2 separate regions of the Mus musculus genome follow, and region 2 is linked to region 1. The links are chromatin loops, found by intact Hi-C in ENCODE. Cell type or tissue: left cerebral cortex. All regions are shown on one strand. Links, peaks and the distances in the headings refer to the core of each region. The heading gives the core; the rest is flanking DNA. Region 1 holds the start of St3gal5 (ST3 beta-galactoside alpha-2,3-sialyltransferase 5). Region 2 overlaps Atoh8 (atonal bHLH transcription factor 8).

What was found. Peaks named below come from ENCODE experiments on the same cell type or tissue, not always from the same donor. Only the 100,000 strongest peaks of a DNase experiment are listed, where the experiment ranks them.
Region 2: a loop joins it to region 1, with 2.4 times the contacts of the local background. A loop is called at or near these places in 2 of 42 quality-filtered maps.

The regions. Positions count from the first base shown.
Region 1 is chr6:72,093,830-72,103,578 of GRCm38, reverse strand. It overlaps St3gal5 (ST3 beta-galactoside alpha-2,3-sialyltransferase 5), which reads right to left and starts at 5,971. Exons shown (of 7, transcript NM_001035228.2): 1 at 5,797-5,971. The coding sequence starts at 5,875. In left cerebral cortex, for the core only: CTCF peaks have their summits at 4,725 (motif pointing right) and 5,788; DNase peaks (open chromatin) are centred at 5,151, 5,429, 6,017, 7,604 and 4 more places; H3K4me3 peaks cover 4,162 bases; H3K27ac peaks cover 3,700 bases.
Region 2 is chr6:72,212,497-72,222,245 of GRCm38, reverse strand. All of the region lies in intron 2 of Atoh8 (atonal bHLH transcription factor 8), which reads left to right. Among named protein-coding and RNA genes, the nearest start is that of Gm52906, 14 kb to the left of the region's middle. RefSeq lists an enhancer at 3,418-7,060. In left cerebral cortex, for the core only: CTCF peaks have their summits at 781 (motif pointing left) and 5,158; DNase peaks (open chromatin) are centred at 2,504, 4,674, 5,445 and 6,491; H3K4me3 peaks cover 423 bases; H3K27ac peaks cover 760 bases.

The DNA of each region.
Region 1 (9,749 bases), core at 1-8,000:
CTGGTTGGAGAAGTCTGAGGATAATGTTTGAAGGGCCCAGCCCAAGAGGGACAATATCCTGAGGCTGACAGAGAAATGAGCAGTCCCTACCAGAGGTGCTGAAATGATACTGGAGGAATAAGAGGGATTTTTCTAAGTGGAACTGGATGTTGAAGAAACCTCTTTTGAGGCTTGACTACAGATGGAGACATCCCCTCATGAGGTAGTATGAGACAGAAGGCTGACCACGGAGACCCAAGTTCTGATGGGATATCTTCTGAGGGATCGGAATACATTATTTGCTGCAAAGACATGGGAACCGTAGCCTCATCTACTATCTCCAAGCCTAGGTCTGAATCCTAGCTCTGCCCTCTGGAACTTCTTACCTCTTTTTTGACCTTAACACCCTTCTTTATAAAACGGGAGGGATAGGATAATGGTACCAAGCTCACAGCGCTATGGTGAAATCTAATGAGCTAGTCTATGTAACGTTTCTACACCCAGTGAGGACAGACTGAGAAAACTACTTCTCATGGTTTACAAGAGAGGGAGCGGGGAGCAGGCTTTGAAGACTGAGTATGACGAACCGATTATAAAATATTCATTAACGAATTACATATGGTTAGAAGCTGTGGGCTCTAGGTGCGTGTGAGTTTAGAAGTCAATATCTTCCAGAGAAGTGGAAACTTGAATCTACCTGTTTCTTTTTAATTTTTTAAAGATTTATGTTTTTATTCTTATTTTTCATTTTATTACTTTGTGTGTGTGTGTGTGTGTGTGTGTCTGTGTGTGTGTGTGTCTGTGTGTGTGTGTGTCTGTGTGTGTGGATGCACACATGCCATGGTATACACGTGGAGATCATGCATGTGGAGACCTCTTTTTCTGAGTTCACTCCTTCCAGCATGGTGGTCCTGGGTATCAAACTCAGGTTGTCACACTTGGCAGCAGAGGCCTTTGCCCACTGAGCCAACTTGCCAGCCATTACTTTTATTTTGTAATTCCGTGTGTAGCACACGCGTGGGTATGTATGTGCATGTGAGTGCACGTGCCCGCAGAGGCTGGCAGAAGGCACAGCATGATCCACAGCTGGAGTTACAGGCAGTTGCGAGCTGCCCGACTTAGATGCTAGACATGGAATTCCAGTTCTCTGTGAAAGCAGCAAGCTTTCTCACCACAAAGCCAGCTCTCTAGTCCCTGCCAGCTTCTTTTTACCTTTCCATAAGGGAGGCTACTAGAAAAATTTAAATCATAGGTATGGCTCAGGTTGTTTCTACCGGAGAGCACCCAAACAGAAGGAACATACAGATAAAGATAGGGGCAGCCTGTGCCAGCAGATAACCCTCGCTGACTAAGATCTCAACTGCAGAAAATGGCAAGCAAAGAGAAGGGAAGATCAGAAGCCACTTCATCCCCTTGAACTTCTCGCTGCCTGCCAGTCCAGATAAAGAGAGAAATAAACACGCAGGGGTGAATAACAGCAAGCTAGAAGACGTTGAAAAGACAGATGAGGGGACAGGACAGCCAGGAAGGATGGTGACAACCTCTAAGAGAAACACTTGGTTCTTGATATACATAAGCCCACCATTATGACAATGATAGTCTTATGGTACTACAGGCCTGTAATCCACAGCACTGGGGGGCGGAAGGGGGGTGGGAGTCAAAACTCAAAGCCAGACTGGATTTTACGAACCCTTGCCTGAAAACAAACACCTTTAAAAGTGGCTTCAATGTTCAAAAAGACTTAAGTATTTATTATTCATAAAGTAGACCTTTCACACGCTGTTTGTTGAGCTTATCAAACCCAGTCACATGATACCAACCTATTATAACCCCGGATGGTTTTAAACCTGAGGGGGAAAAGAGAATGCCAGAGTACAGGGGTTCATTCATGATCCAAAAATTCACCCCTGCGTATTGTCAAAATGCTTTCTATTGCTTAAAAACTCAAGCAAGAAAAGGCTTTTCCTGTAGGTAAGTGAAACAGACTGGGTGGAGGTTTGTTTGCATTCAGCTGGGTGGAGACTAAGAGCAAACTAAGTGGTCAACTAGACACATTCTCCACTTCAAGAGGCTCTTGGAGCTCAGCCTGCCCTGTGCTAAGACCCAAGGAGAGCCAGGACTCTGTAGGACTGATCTTCCTGGGGCCGCATAGAACAGGGCCTGGCAGAGACTTCCTACTGAAAAAGCACCGCCAGCACCATCATCTGGAACTGCTGCCTTCATCCTTGAGGATGAAGGAGCTCCCGCCATGGTTCATTCTGAGACTAGACTAAAAGAGCTTTGCCTGGGGGGTGGGGTGGGGGTGTGTGTCCTACTGCCCTGCAGGTTCCCATAACACACTCAAGGCATGCCTTACCAAAGCCAGGCACCTGCAGAGCAGTGACAGCGGCACTACCTGGGGCGGACAAACACTGGAAGTTGCTTGACATTCAACAACTGATGACAGACAAGAGGCACCAAACTTACCCTGTGACCACCGCGAGCCACAGCACTGAACCACAGGCAGCACGGGGTTCCCTGCTCCTTCCCTGTCACTTAGTGCTTATAAAGGAAGACACACGCCACAGGTTTCCAAGTCAGCACGGTGTGAGAGAAGCAGGTCAGACCAGGGTAACTGCTAGGAGAGGCGGTGACTGACTGGGTAGGACACAGGTCCTGGTGTTTTCTGTCCCTTGATCTGAGGGTGGCACATGTTACTTTAGGTGGCTCTGCTTTTCCCTACACACGTTTCTAAACGTGGAGGTCAGGAGAGAACTGAGTTAGTTCTTTCCTTCTACTGTGTGGGCTCTGGAGACTGAATTCAGGTCACTAGGCAGCATGCACCTTAGCCCACTGAGCCATCTCACTGGCTTCGTGTGTGTGTGTGTGTGTGTGTGTGTGTGTGTGTGTGTGTGTATCTATCATGACAGCATCTCCTATACCCCAGCTGACTTTTAACTTGCTCTATAGCAGCAGCTGATCTTGGACTCCCAATCCTCCTATCCCCCTGCCTCTATCTCCCAAGTGCTGAAATGAACAAACGTGCTCCAAGTACCTACACAACATTTAAAGAGGAACAAACCTCATCTGGTGTTCAGGTAAGTTAATACCGATTGATGGAGCCTCTCACTTCATTTTTCCCCCTGCTCCTTCACACACCCCACTAATTCCCTCTATGGGAGTGCTCCTGGGTTTCTCTCCCGGGAGAGCTCTAATGCCACCATCCATATTTATGGCTTCCTCCCACACCCCCTCTGCTAACACCTGCCACCCACGCTGATCCAGTCCTTGCTTCTCCATCCTCCGCTGTTATTGTATATATATATATATATATATATATATATATATATATATATATATATATATATATTATATATTCCCAGTTGTTTCTATGCCAAGCCTTCCCAGCCAGACTGGAATGAAGAGCATGCTCTTGGAGGGTGACGGCTGTTCTCTTGGTTCCATAAGCAGAGCAGAATAAAGTCCTCCTCTAAAGCTAGATAGACGTGGAGGGTGACTCTTTCTCCTCCCCACATGTCTTGGTTAGGGTTTCTACTGCTGTAACACCATGACCCAAAGCAACTGGGAGAAAAAAAAGGGTTTAATTTCAGCTTACAATTCCACGTTGCAGTCCATCACTGAGGGAAGTTAGGACAGAAACTGATACACTGCAGGAATCTAGAGGCAGGAGCTGATGCTGAGAGTATGGAAGAACACTGCTTACTGACTTGGTCCCCAGAGATTGCTAAACCTTCTTTCTCATACAACTCAGGACCACTAGCCCACAATGAGCTGGGCCCTCCCCACTTAAGAAACTGTCTCCCAGGCTTGCCTCCAGGACAATCTGGTAAGGGCATTTTTTTTCAAATGATGCTTTCTTTTCTCAAATAATTCCAAGTTACATCAAGTTGACATTAAAAACTACCCAGCACACCATTAATCTGCCAAGAGACAGCTGCTAATTCTCTACTACTTTGCAAGCCCAGTAAGGGAGCAAGAGGTGGAGGAGGCAAGCCAACGACAGGTGTGTTTCTTGATTACCTCCCTGTCCAGTCACCCATTTGACTTGTTTTGATGACATGGGGCAGTGACCAGTGTATGTCAAGCTGAATGCATTTGCAGAATCATCATAAATGTGTGCTTTTAGAATTTCCTGCCAGCCCCCAGCATGCCATTTTCCAGAAGCCTTGTCACACCTCCTCTTACTCTGTTTAAGCCAGGCATGTTGGCACAAGTCTGTGATCCCAGCACTTGGATCAGTGGTTCAAGGCCAGCTTCGGATGCACCAGTGAATTCAAAGCCAGCCTGAACAGCATGCTATCCCCGACTCAAAAACCCAAACCAACCAACCAACCAACGGACCGACCAACCAACAAAACAGCCACCCAAACCTCCAATCATCTCAATTTCTTTTCAAGTCTCAAAGAAAACACTATCAGCCTGATAGCCACAGCACCGACCACATAGCAGACATGAGTGTCAGGAGATGCAGCACTCTGACTACAGTGCTCTGGAAGCTCATATTAATATTCTCTTGACCAAAAACTTGGAAATCAGACAATTCCTAGCCCTGCAACCAGCAATGTGAGAAACCATTCTGAGCTGTCAGGATATGGAATTACACAAAAGAAACCAAAACCTACTTTTCTGGTCCTTTCTTTCAGCAGACAAATCCCTCTTCTCAGGCCCAGCATTTGCGTAGGGCTGCAGGTAGAAGAGGATTTACAGTCATAAACCAAGGGAAGGCTTGGCTAGACACCAGAGGGCAGAGATGAGTGTGAGTCTCCTTCCTTTGTAAGTCTAAAACCCAGCACAGCTCTTGGCTGAAGGAACCTGAAACCCATCGGTCCCAGAAAAAGCACAACACATAAAAATGCCTCTTCCTCCTTTTAAGTACATCTACTTACATTTACACCTAATTTTGCAAAGGCAAAATTCATATATGTGAATTAAGACTGAATTACTGGGGGGAAAGGTATAAAAATTTCATTTCCAAGTCAGCTAGTGATTCTACAGAGTTCTCGCCAATTGACATATTTATTCTAAATGGTTAAAACCACAAACTCATTGTGGAAGAGACCCAAGCCAACAGCAAGTTAAGTCTTCCAGTACAGACCTGGAGAGCAAGCTCCCCACAGGAGGATATCAGTGTCTGCCAAGGTCATCCAGCTGATGTGCAGTAGGGACAAGAGCTTTCATTTACTGGGGTCCTACCAATTGTTCTCTAACACCCTCTCCGCAAAACAAACAAATAAAACAGCGCACAAAGAACGCGTCCCCTCGTCAGGACACAGCTTAAAATTTCCAAGAAACCAAAACGGTCTCCCAATGTGTCTCCTCCGCAGGACTGGCCGCAGAGAGGGGGCAGGGAAGGTCACCAGTGAATTTCTGCCAGCAGAAAGCTACCCACTTTCACACTGCACGTCTACCCACATGGATGCACCAGGAGGGTTCAGGCGCCACTAGTTACCCTGTACAAGGTTCCCCAAAGCAGTCAAGGGAGACACTGAGTCTATTCGACTCTGCCGGCTCAGAAGGTTCCAGCAATGAATTAAAATCCCAGAACCAAGCGACGTGAAGAGGGCCACTCTGGCTGGACCTGCCACGCGGGGCAGGTCATCCTTACCCGCAGCGCCGCGTCCACACCTGCGCAGGCTGCGCCGGGGGCGCCCATGTAGGCAGCCAGGGGCCGCGACCCTCCGCCCGTGTCCCCTAGCAGGCGCGTCCGGCGTCGCAGGGCTGGGGAGGAGCCGCTGGGCCTGGGGTATCGCAAAGGCGGATCGCCGCTATCTGGGCTCCCCGGTGTCCGCTCTGCCGACTGGGGGCTGCGCCACGTACCTCGGCAGGCAGGTGCCGCTGCTTGGCTTCGCAGCTTCTGGGGCCTCCGCGCCGCGCCGCCCACCGCCTCTGTGTGCATGCTAGGGAGGGAGCGCTGGCAAGCCGCCAGCCCGGGGCCCCGCGCCCCAGCCAGCCCCCGGCGCCGCGCTCGCGCCAATTCAGCCCCGGACAGTCCGCTCCCCCGCGCGGATGCTGAGGGGGGTGGGGGTAGGCGGGGGCGGGGTCGCGCGTCACGAGGATAAGGGAGACCAATCAGAGTGCGCCGAGGCCCCGCCTGCGAGCGGACTGTCCCCCCGCCCCCTCCGACTGCTAGTGCGAGGGGGAGCGGGACAACTCCAGCCGAGAAGTAGGTGGGGCGCCAGGCAGCCTAGGATGAGGGTGCCCCGCGCTCGGGGATCTCTTCAACTCTCCCCAGGCTTGCGCGTGATTAGATAGTGGAAGGCGTTCCGGAGAACCTAAGGTGGCTCTGGACCGGTTAAAGGCTTTGACTGAGCATCCAATTAGGAGTCGGAGCTGGGGAACTAAGGGGCTTGACGTAGTCACGTGCTTTATTCGCCAGCTGCCCACTGGTCTTCAGGTAATTACTGGTCCTGGGTTCCTGAGACCCAAGAGACAAATACCAGGACAAGCTAAATCAGCGGTTCTCAACCTGGGGGTCGCCTAATACCAATGGAAGACACGTTTATTTACATTTACGATTCACAACAGTAGTGGAATTACAGTTATGAAGTATCAACGAAAATACTTTTTATGGTCAGGGGTTACCACCACAACTTGAGGAAGTGTATTAAAGGGTCGCAGCATTAGGAAGGTTGAGAACGATTAGGCTACACGGTTGTTACTGTGCTAGTTACCAAAGCCAACCAACTTGTTTTAACAGGAGAAGGAACTGAGGTCTGTGTGGGACTGAGGGTGAGTAGCTTTGAAGTCATTTGGAGGCCGAAGCAGGAACAGAACCTGGGCTTGGAGCGCTCAAATCTTATTTGTCTGAAAGCTAGAGAGGCCCTGGCCTCTCACACCTTATTTTGGAAAGGAAATGCCATACGATTTTTAAAAACACATTTAATAAATCCCAAAATTGGTGCATTAAAAAGGCCTAAAACCGGACTGGATCTCCCTTTTAGGATATTTTTCCCCATGATCTTCTAGAAAAGCCGACAAGAAAGGGATCCAAAGCGCAGAGTAAATGATATAATGTAGCCAAGTTCTTCTGAGGATGCAGACCCTTTGTTACTGCATGTGTGTGTGGGAAATCCCCTAGTGCCATAGTCTTTGTTATATTGGAATAGCTTGCCTTCGACCTCAAGAACATTTAACCACAAAGGGGCATTCTGATAGTCAGGAGGCACGCTTTCCAAGATAACAGCTCCAGTTTTCTTGGTGACTGCATAGCAAACTCCTTTTTGGGTCTGCTCAAGGTCCCGTGCTAGATCTGTGTATCAGCTGAGAAAATTGAAGCTTTGTAGTGGAAGCTTGTCAGCCTGTACAAACAGGAAGAGGCCCTGGGCTAGCTTTTAGAACTCCCTTCTCCAGCCCCAATCAAGCATGGCTATCCATCTTTTACCGAACAATAACCCTCTCATTTTGAGAAGGAAGATCCTAGACCCTGAGCCAAGAGCCGTTATCAGTTTTCCTTTTTACAGCAGCTTGCTCTCTTTGCTCTTTCTCCAGGGTGGAGAGTAGAACATGGTCGCCTGGGAACTGGGGGATGCTCTCTGGGTAGTCAATGCCAAGAATAAAGACATAGGAAAGAACGGAGTAGGTGGATTCTACTTTCATGGCTATCCAAAACAACAAATCTGTATGATTTTAAAGCGAGGACACTGGAAATAGTCTAGAAAGGGAAAAAAAGATGGAAGAAAGCCTGACATGTGGCTAAAGCCAGTGGGTTGGCCAAGGCTGGTCAGACACTAGCTAGCTGCCTGGAATGACTATAGCAGGAAAAAGATTGCAGAGCCGCTCACTCTCCTACTATTGGACCAGCCTGAGGCCTGCCTGTGTGGTCTGATGCTCTGACATCTCTGTGCCTTGGTTCTCTCCCACATCTCCCTGTGTGGAGCCCCACCCTCTTAGCAGTAAGGGCTGTCCTGGAAGCTGGAAGCATCCTGCCTTACAAGAGTAGGTGTAAGTTGAGGGCAATGAAGTGTAAGAAGTGAACTCTACCTTCTGTCTTAGTCTCCTGGGACATTTGTTTCAAATATTCATGAGCTCTGTCACCTAGTTGACACTTAGTGAAGGAAAAGAAGACCTGCTCCCAAAGTCCCCAAATAACACACTAGAATCAGCCACTAGATTTCAATGGTTTACTGAGTGGCTTCAGAGAAGCTTCCAGACTCTGGCTACCATACAGTAGGACTACTAATAAATCAGAGATAGCAGCTACCACTTCCTAAATTCACTTTTTCCATTTACTACATTAGTTAATCTAATGACGTCCTCTCACCCTCCCCTTGTGAGCTGCAATATTCTATTTTGGTAAGTTTGTCTAACTTTTGGTTCTATTGGGTGGGTTCTGTTTGAAGTTTAAAAAAAAAAAGATAAATACGGTCTGTGTCCTCCTTGTTGTCTCCGGGACCCTTTCAGAGAATCTCCACAGTCAAAACTATTGTATAATAATCTCATGACACAAAAGGTGAACAAAACTAACTGCCCATCACTAATCAAAACAGCATAAACGATTGGGTGGGGTAGTACATGAATGGAATGAATCCCAGTGTACTGGAGTGGACGAAAGAGGATCAGAAGTTCAAGGTCATCTTCAGCTACACAGCCAGTTTGATGCGAGCCTGTGCTACATAAGACCCTGTTACAGCAAAACAATTCATGGTACCCAATTATAAAGATCCTTGACGGGGCTGTGGACATGTCCCTGTAACTCGAGTTCCAGGTGATCCAATGCCCTCTTCGGGCCTCCGTGGCCACTGCATGCATGTGGTACTCAGACATACATGCAGACAAAATACTCATACATACAAACTAAAAATAAGTCTTTTAAAAAGATTCTTGAGTATGCATCTTTCTCTATTTTTATTTTTGTTACCTTTCATTCATTCATTTCTATAGAAATGGCATCTTTTTCTTTTCTTTTGTTTGTTTTGTTTTGTTTTGTTTTGTTTTGTTATTTGAGACAGGGTTTCTCTGTATAGTCCTGGCTGTCCTGGAACTTTCTCTGTACACCAGGCTGGCCTTGAACTCAGAAATCCAACTCCCTCTGGCTCCTAAGTGCTGGGATTAAAGTTGTGCACCACCACTGCCCGGCTCTTCTTATTATTTTATATAACAGAATGAAGACTTCATTTAAAACACTTGCTTCAAAGTGATGGAATATGATTGAAAAATGTTTTGGTAATTGAGTTGTAAACAGAATCAATCATGTATTTTCAGAAAACATTTTTTAAAAAGTGTGTGTGTGTGTGTGTATGTGTGTGTGTGTGTGTGTGTGTGTGCATGTGTGTAGGACTCTGTGTATACATTCATCTAGTATATGCAAGTCTTTGCATGCATGTGGAGGTCAGGATGGGACAGGGGGTGTCTCTGAGCCACTTCATCTTATTCCCTGAGACAGCATCTCTCAGTGAACTTGTAGCTAGGCTGGCTGGCCAGTAAGCTCCTGGAATCAGCCCTTCCCCCACCGCAGCACTGGGGTTCCAGTACAGGTGGCCATGCACAGCTTTTATGTGGGGTTTGGGGATTTGAACTAAGGTCTTCAGCAAGTGCTCTTTCCCACTGAGCCACTTCCCCAGTCCCAATTAATCTATTTTTATCTGTTTATAAGATGAGTATTTAAATTATAGGGCCCTATGCTGATTAGACACATGTTCTGCACTGAACAGTACTCCCTGGCCTACGCTTATCATTTTTAATGAAGTAATGAATATTATTTAGAGGGAAAGTGCTGTTGTTTTAGACTTGTTTTGAAACAGGCTCTCACCCTGGCTGGCCTAGACCATCCA
Region 2 (9,749 bases), core at 669-8,668, 120 kb before region 1:
GGAGGAAAGACCAGCAGTGAGGATGCCCCGCAGAGCCAAGCATTTGGAGCCCTGGGAAATCACCTCAAGGCTAAGAAACCATAGAGACCTCCCTGTGGCGTAAATGAGGGAATGGAGTTATCTGACAGCCCTGCCTGTCACCTAGCAGTTGAGACCCATTTCCTGACTTGTCCAGCTTCCTTGACAGCTGCAACTAGTGGGGCACCCACTTAGGGCCACCTGAAAGATAAAATGTTGTGTTCACGGGTCGCCAAAAGGAGGGCGGACCTGCCTGCTTGGTGACTGGTTGAAGGGGGCCTTCCCTTTGCTCTGAGGTAGGGGTTGGGGTGGGGGATGGGGAGCGCAAGGGATGCAAAGGTCTGAACAGGAAGTGCATCTTTAGATATGCCCTATCCACTTAAAGTAATGACCCTCACTGGTCTCCTTGGTTCTCGTGGCCTCCAGGGTGTGCTTCCCAGGCCCGACTTCCCCCTTCTTATGTGCAGAACTGCCTCTTTGAAAAGCCTCATGTGGCAAAAGGGGACAGAGGCTGTGCTTCAGCTCCAGGGACATTGTCACAGCCTGGGACATTGGCAGGCTCCAAAGAACACTTCCTGCTTCAGCGGGTATATACGACACCTCTCTAGAGCGTGTGACCACTGCAGGAGTCCTTAAACATGGGATGGAAGGGATCTTAAAGTCTTTCTCTGTATACCTACTCCCTGTACAGGACCCTCTTTGTGACAGACATGGGGGTATAGACACAAAATAGTTTGCCACACTGTCCCTGCCACCTAGTGGCAACAGGCCATTGTGGTTGGAGGATTTGGAAGCCAAGGATAATGAGAATTAAAAGACAACATTTAAGGAAGAATTCTTGTTCTTCTCAGCCATCAGAGGACACCGGGAAGTCAGGGATGGATATAGTCGAGTCTGTTCAGCAGGTGGGAGGATTGGGACGATTTGCTCAGAGCCCTGTCAGGCCTTAGAGTACAGGGGTGAGATCTGGAACTTTGCATGCAGGTGTTTGCTTTGCCCTTTCTGGGACTGGAGTAGTCCTCCATGCCCTGGGCTTGTTATTAGCATCAGCCCCCAGAAGGCCCTGGGATAGAGTCATGGCCCTATTTGCCAAGTACTGAGTGACATCAGGAAAGTATGCCCTCCACTTGGCTTATGGGCAGCTCAGAAACACGAGGGACCCTTGCTGTTCCTCCATGGAAAAAGAGCTGACCATCTCAGGCTACACTCACCTCCCAGCCCCTTCCTCCCAAGGCCAAGTCATGGCTGTTTGTTTGCCCTTTCATGTCCCTTGGGGATAGCTTCATAGTTACCCCTCTGCCTCTGTCCCTATACTGGAGGCTGGGTAGTCTCTGAAGAATAGAAGTTTCTTTAGCTCTTGGTTCTGGAGCTGGGTAGTGCAATAGTCAGTCCAGTGTTGGTTTCTGATATGGACTTTCTTGCTTCATCTATCTTGCCTGGTCAAGGGGATCGCACAGTCAGATAGCAAGCATGCTAGATCAAGTTTCTCTCCCACTTACAAAGCCAGTACTGTCCCGAGGTATCCACCTTGATGACCTCATGACATATAATTAACTCCCATAAGTCCCTGCCTCCATATTATTGGCACATGAGATTTGGAGTTGAGTTTCCAATACATGTAATTGAGGGCACATGTTGAAATCCCATTACCATTCATTTGCATTGAGAAAATTAATTCACAGAGGCGGGGAGGGACTGTGCTATGCGCGTGGAGGTCATCAGAGGACAACTTGCTGGTTCTTCCTTTACTCCCACATAAAGTCCAGGGACTAAACTCAGTTCATCAGGGTTGGTAGCAAGTGCCTCTACCCTCTGAGTGGTCTCACGGGCCGCCTGACTCAGCTCATGCTTAAAGGCTCACGTGGTGTCTAGCAAGATGGCTCATACCTGTAATCCCAGCTCAGCACTCTGGGAGCTGAGGCAGGAGGATTGCCAAGAATTTCAGGCCAACCCTGGCTACAGAGTGAGCCCCCCCCCCCCGGCCTCCCAAAGCCTTAAGTGGAAAGAGCAGTTAAGATGTGAGACCACCAGGAAGGACAGCAAGAGGCTGAGTAAGGCTGAGGGGCCGTGGATGGAGACTGCTGTGTCTGTGAGCAGATGCCAGCTCTGCCTGAGATGCTGGAGGTCCTGGCCAACGTGACTGGTGACAGTTTGACCTGGGAGATGGCTCTATGAGCAAACATGTCCCCAACACGGGGGCTGGGTGACCCTTCTTCAGGATATCGGTTTGAGAGCCTGAGTCCAGGGCTCCTGACCCACCCACCCCGTGAGCCACCCTGCCACTGTCTGTATTAAGACCAGAATCAGCACCGAGTTTTGCTCACTCCCCAGGCCTTAGTCTCTATCCATCACAGCCCTTCATCAGCCACTCTTCCTGTCCTAGCTTCGAGTTCCCACCCAATGCATAAATAAGCCTTAGCAGTGCTGAGAGCCTTGTCAGAGGCTCAGCAGAGAGAGAGGACTGGGGGAGGAAAGGCTCTGCGGAGTAACTGTCCCAAGTCTGCTGTGCTGGAGACAGAGCAGCTAAGCACCTGGCCCTGCGCCACACTCCTGTAGCTTCTGTCTCTATGGTGGCAGCTTCTGGGGCCTCTCAGAAGGAGGAAGGTGGAGAACAAGAAGGGGGACAGACCTGTCCCTTCATAACTGGTCTCTGTACGGCTTCCTACTCCTATGGGAATAGGAGAGCCTGTATCCTTAGTCTAGAACATTTTCTTCCAGAGATTACAAGTAACTCAGTAACATTGTCTCCTGCTGTCCTCGATAGAGTTTTTGGAGTCTTGGTAATGAATGGCCATTGAGGCCCTGCCTTAGTTGCTCACAGCAGAGGGGTGGGGTGGGATAGTAGGGTAAGTAGCCCTCACTCCATTGAGGAACTCAGGGTGCCAGCCTGCCTGTGTGGCCTGTAGGGCTAAGGAAATGGAGAGGTGTCTCTTGAGTGTGGGTGCCCTGGCGTCTGTGACCTCTTAAGCAGGCAAAGCTTTAATCCTTCTGCTGTTTACTGCCATCTGGGAGAAGAGGGAAGCTCTTTAAAGAGATAGCAGGTGGGGCACCAGACTCTGTCCTCTGAAAGACCGTCGTCTCAGTAATAGAGCCGTGTAATATCAATTCTGGGAACAGACCAAGGGCAGATGATTTGGGGGGGGGGGTTGTCAGTGGGGAAGAGAGAAGAGTTAGTGTGAGCTTTGCTCGTCCAGGACTGCTTTGTGTCTAGGTGGCTGAGCTCTGGACCATGGGCTTTGTGGGCTGTTCACAGAGCCTGAAGGTGTGTGGCAGGTGTGTGACAAAGTCTCAAGAAGCTCTCCTAGCCTGGGTCCAGCTCTCCCAGCTCCGCGTGGGCCTGAGACCCACTGGGGGCACTGGCCTAGCTTAATCTACCCCAGCCTGCCACATGAGTGGTCACTACTGCTGTGCCTGGCTGTCCCCCTCTGTAAGGCACTGATTACTACCCACATGGAACTCAGGCAGGCCAGCGAGCTCTCAAGTCCAGATCCTCTAGGCTAAGTCATTGAGTTAAATGCCATTTGCTCTCAAAGTCTGTTGAGTCCATCTATGCTGGGGAAAGGGGGTGGGGGAGGTGGGTGGGAAAGTACCACCCAATTCCCTTCCAGTCATAAAAATGGATGCAATTTATTTTTTCTGGCATTCCAATTACATAGATGTTTGTCGCCAGCTGTTCCAACATGGAGCCTCCTCTCAGCTGCTGTTTCTTCTCTCACATTTGACACCGTTAGGCCACAAGTCTGGCAAGGCCTGGCTTGGAGGGATCATTAGCTGGGAAGCCTCCCAGGTGAGCTCTGGCCGGCTTTCCTTGCAGTGGCCTGTGATGTTACTTGGGTGGTCTGAGGTCGGGTAGAGGCTGGGGTGCTGCTACCCCAGCTCTGTGGATCAGAACTCTGCCTTTCACCCTGTAGTGCTGGGTGTGAATAGAGAGAGAGAGACTCAGAGCCTTGAGCGAGAAAAAAAAAGCAACTGCCCTGCATGCTCAGACATGAGACCCATCTCTGTTGCAAGAACTCACTGTGCTTAGGATGTGGATGGTTCAGAAGGGTGGCTGTGTAGAGTTGGGGTGAAACACCCCCCCCCCCCCGAGAGCTCTACACCTCTCATGGGTGTTGCCTTCTCTGGCATGCTTAATTGTGAAGTAAACAAAACAGGATGTTGGGACGGGACAAGGTGTTAAATCCTGGCATTCGTACTTCTTCTTGGTGACCCTGGATTTGTTACTTAACCTCTTTGGTCCCCAGGACTCTCCCCCCATAAAGCAGGAACATCATACCTTCCTTTCTGCCTTGCTGAGGAGATTAAACAAAACCCTGTGTCAGAAGGGGTTGCCCTTTTCTCAGAAAGGGAATCTCTGAATGTACAGCCACAAAATGACAAGTTCATATTTAGTCCTGGGAAGGAACATCTCAAGACAGGGAAGGTACCCAGGGTGGACAGATGGGGATCTTTCAGGTTAGGGATTCTCGAATCTCTAGCACTTGAATCTGAAGCGCTGATCCTGCCCTTTAAAGTGAGGCCAGCAAGCAGCCAGTCCATAAATCCCCGATTTCAAAAGACGTGGATCTATATCAAGAAATCTAGGCAACATTTGGCTCAAAAGAATGCCAATAAACAGACCGCCATCAACAGACACCATCCATATGGTGAGGTATACTGTGCACCAAGCACTGTATCTACCATCTCTACTCCTTGTCAGTAATACTCCTGGAGTCGGAAGCAGTGCCCCCTGGCCCCCATTGCACAGAAGGGAAACTGAGGCCAAGAGAAAGCCATGTGCCTTAGGGCTAGGAACTAGGTTTCCCTTTCTTTGGTTGAAAACCCACAACCTCTTTTCCCCTGAAGATTGCCCAGGAGTGCCCCCCCACCCCCACCCCCCAGCCAGCACGCTATGGCTATGTCCTGTGCTATACCCACTTGGAACCCTTATGTAAATAGGCATCTGCAGCACGTGGAGGTTCCATTTAGCTGCAGGGAGCCAATAGCCCGCTGGTGGTGGCAAGGAGTGGGGTGGGCCTGGATTCGGGGCGGGGGAGGGGGTGTCATCAGCTTCGAGTACCCCCAGGGCTGCGCCGCCAGTGAGGCCTGACACCGGGTTAAGTCGCCTGGCGGCCTCCGGCTGCAGCTGGGAGCGCCGCCTGGTTCCCATTCGGTGCTGTGGTTTTGATTAGCTGCTGGGAGAGGCCTGCCTGCCTGCAAGTCTATGGGAGCTCCGCAGGAACAGCGGGTCCCCCCCCCCAGGCCGCCCGCCCCCCCTCCTGGCAACCCCAGACTCCAGATGTTCCGAGCGCTCGCTGGGAAGGCCTGCTGGCGCCACGGAGGGCAGAGGGCAGGGAAAGCACGCGAGCTGGAAGCCCAAGAACTCAGTCACCGCAGGCCTTGGCAGCTCGCCCAGCCCTCCGCTGGCACATTCCCCAGCTCTCCCCTGGCCATCTGTTCCCAGAAAGCCCTTTCAGAACCTCATCATCACTCAGGATACAACAGCGCGAGCAGCTGGTTTGGAGGCAACAGCGAAAACCGTGCAAAAGGTTCTTTGTGAGAGAGGAAACTCGCTTATGAATAACAGGGCTGGATGCCGTAAAACTTGGCGGCTGCAGTTCGTGTTTCTCAGGCGCCGCTGTTTGCTCTTGACTTTTTATCTCTGGTTTTTATCCACCCCCCCCCCCCCGCCACCCCCTTGTTTGCTTTCAGTGTTGTTTCTTCCTCTTCTGACACCAGGTGTCATTTCTTACTTCTTTGGAGTACCTGAAGGCCACCTAATTAGTTCTTAGGATATTGACAACTTTTTTTTTAAAGCTCAAAGCTGTTAATCCGGGGAATAGTGGACTGTTTTCCTCTGGGCTGGAAGAGACAGGCAAGCAAGAGGGTCAGGGAGTCTAATGGGAGGACAGTAGCTAAGGAGATGGTTCAATGGGTAAAGGGCTTGCTATGAAAAGGTGAGGACCAGCGTTCCCACCCCAGTAGACTCATAAAAAACTGAGTGTGGCAGCATGTGACAATGAAATGACAAGGTTCAGGGAGAAACCCTGTCTCAAAAAGAAAGGAAATATTGTCCAGAGGTAAGTGAGGAAGATACTCTGATGTTTGTCCTTGTGTACGTGTGCGTGTGTCTGGATGTGTGTCTGGATCAGTGTGGCCAGGTCCTGACCTGTAATTGCTGAGGTCATCTTCAAAAGTGTGGCCTGGTAACTTGTCATGGTTGGAGTTCTAACCAAATAGTAGCATTGAGCTGCAAAGTCATCCCACTGTTACCCTGACTGACCCCAGCTTCCAGAAGAAGCAAGCACTGTGTCTGCAGGGGCTGGGGTGAGACCTGCAGAAGACAGAGGAGGGAAGAGACAGAGACACATCCATTGGCTCATCAGAGGGGCGGCACAGAGGAGCTTTTGGGAGAACAGTGGTAGCCGTAAACACCCCAGTGCCTGGGCCCCCACAGCTGACTGAGGCATGACGTGAGGCCTTTTTAAAGAACCGGCTGCCGCCACTGTCGCCAAAGGCTTCTGGGACATGTCTGCTCAGAATCTGGGCACCTTCTGGGAACAGTCACCAGGTGGCCTGTCCTGGGCTGTGGGATCCTGGGGCAGGACTAGCAGCTGGGATGAAAAGAGAGAGAAGCAGGGATTCCTGTCTTCCTGGTACCCCTTGAGACAGGGAATGGGGTCAAGACTGCCCCGGAGTGGATGGCCAGGGTGTGCTTCTGGTATTAGTGCTGTGATGGGTTTGGGGCAGGGGACAGGGGACAGGGTTTTCCTTCCTCAGGTCCCTGCATTTCTCTGTCATTAGCTCCCTTCCTGCTGTCCCTTCAGACCCCAGAGCCAGCAGGCCCCTCACTTAGCAGTATGAAGTGACTGCCAGTGGCTTGCTTTTCCCAAGCCTCCCATTTGGGTCCCGTTTCTTCTGTGCTTTCTTCAAATCCCTCACCCCTTTCTTCCTGTCTTTTCCACTGTTTTCCACCCACCTACACTTGGGCAGACAGGGCAGGACCAAACGTTTATTTTATCATAATTTCAGGGTCATTAATCTCATGTCCAGAGAGGCTTGGCGCCAGCCCTTGGGCCCTCCCTGTGTGGCTTCTGGTGGCGGGGGGAGTCGGGGTCTCAGTGGTGCTTTGGGGACCATGAGATCTTGTTCAAGAGTCTCAGGCTTGGCTGGAGAGTGGTTTCAGAAGTTAAGAGCACTGGCTCATCTTCCAGAGGGCCAGGGTTCAGTCCACAGCCCCCACATATTCTCCATAGGCATAGGTCAGACTCAACAGAACACCCTACTGTCTGTACCCTGACCCCTGTTGACCCAGACGCAGCCACCTGGGTATCTTGTCCCTTGTATCTCAGTGTTCACAGAGCGCCTGGCCAGGAGCTCCTGCTTCGTGCACATGTTTGCTTGTTTATTATAACTGTGTTCCTAGCCATTTGATCTCGCTCTGCCTTACTTTGACCCATTGAGGAAGGCCCAGTTTCTCCATGAAGCCCCCACCCCCCCGCCCCAATCTCTCCTCCAGTTTCTTCATGGGTCCTGGAGAGCAGCCTGTTCCTGCTCTGGGGATCCATGTTTCTTTTTCTTTGCTCCCCATGACTACACAGTGGCTGCCATAGTTTCAAGGCACTTCATTCTCAACAAGACCAGGATGACGGCTTCTTTTCATTAGTGCAGTCTGTCCTAGATAGATCCCTCCTTCTCTGAGGACTTGTTCCCATTGAACCTGAGAAAAGCATCTGAGCTTGTCTACTGGGAGGGCAGCCGAGCAGTCCCCACATAGCCTAGCCCAGGAGACTTGACTCCAGTTGTGACAGGGTGTTTTTCTTCTTCGTGGAGCCAACCAGTGTTATAGCCCTGGGCACAGTGGCAGAAAACTGTTTCCCTGGCTTCTTTAATCTTACTTATGTCCTTACAAAGCTGGTGCCACAGCCCCATTTTCCACTGGTGACATTCAGGTCCCTTGAACACAGTGACCTCTTGGCTCATTACAGGGGATAGTTGCTTACAGTCTGCCAAATCCTCTCACATTATTTTTTAAAAGTCCCACCACCCTTTGAGATTTCTATTGCTTACAGGCTCAAGATAACACAGTCTTCCCCGTGGCCTCCGCAGGGTAGGGCCGGGCAGGACTTACGCAGGGTGCTACACCAGGTTACCGCCACCCTAGATACACCCCTCTCTCTGGACCACCTAGCAGTGTTCGTTCCGGGGCTAGGAACCTGTATTTCAGCACAGCTTTTTGTGTATGCCCTGAGCTCTGGTACTTGCCTTCAGCAGGCAGCACCTTCCTCCCAAAATACAGATACAGCTGCCCAGAGACCAGGGGGCCCGGAGGGCACAACAGCTGTGAAAAGGTTTTCTGAAATGCAAGTCAGAAGGGGCCCTGGAGGGCATGGCTGCTCCATCTGAAAAGTGACCAGAAGCCAAGTGTCAGACTAGCCTGGGGTGTTTCCCAAGAACTTGACTCTGATAGAGGAAGAAATCTCAAGTCCAACTTTCTCTTTGTTAATAGCTTGCTCTCTCTCTCTCTCTCTCTCTCTCTCTCTCTCTCTCTCTCTCTCTGTGTGTGTGTGTGTGTGTGTGTGTGTCCGTGTCCCCATGCCAGGTGTATGGCACATCTGTCAGGATCAGATGGAGGTTTCCTGCAGGATATACCAACAGAAGCCTGTTCGCTGATGGTTTTACAAGCCCTCCATCCATCAGGAATCTTAGAAATGGTTGCACCATGGCAGGGAGGACAGAGACACATGCGTGCCATCACAAGGAACAAGGCACTCAGAGCCCACCTGGGGGTGGTGACAGCCACTTCTGGGAGTCCCCCTCCCACCACAGGCTCTGATGCTCTCCTGGTCCCTAACACCCTGAACAGGAAGGACATGGGTTGGTACCAGAAGGATTCTTTGCAAAAGGGCGGACCACTTTGTACTTTCCTCCACCTGCACGTGTTAATTTTAACTTACACGTATTTACATTTTGAACCATGTAACTCCAAACTTGCTCCAGACTTGGTGGAGTATGACCTCCTGTCTTCATCTCCCTAGTGCTGAGATTACAGACAGTTCCAACCCAGCCGGTTTCTGCCATGCTGGGCACGGGACTGGGGCTTTGTGCATGCTAGGCAAACACTTGCTAACTGAGCTATACGACCAGCCCATAAAATTTTTACTTCAGTCTTTTTAGATCCCTATGCAGAGAATGATGAAGATGACCAAAAGGGCCCTGCACTTTATTTAAGCCTAAGTAAGTGCCCTGCTCTGCTGGGTTTGGCTCTAGGAATACTTCTGTAAATAAAACAAACAGAGGCCCCACCCTGGCGATCAGAGCTAAATGACACGAAAGTGATAGCTAACAGTGCAGAGGAGGGCTCTCTTGGACAGGAGTTTGTTGTAGATGCTGACCTTGTGACCTGGACTCCCAGGTGCCTGGGATCGAAGCAGCGACACAGAAACAACCTGTTGTATCAAGGCCAGCTCTGGGAGCAGGGGCAGAGGTGACCAGGGCCACAGAGTCAGGGAAGGAGAATGGTAATGGTGACGGCCCAGAAGTGGAGGCTATTTAGTGTTAGGGCAAAGAGTCCCATAAGGGGCAGGGACCCAGGGACCTGTGCGGACGGGTGATGCTCATGGCCTTGACCTTGAGTTGCCCAGGAAGAGTCAGCTGACTTGCTTAGGTAGTCGAATGGATCTCAGAATTCTAACACAGACTTTCTGATGCCACTGCTTGGCACCGTTAACCTCTATATTATATTGCCTGCT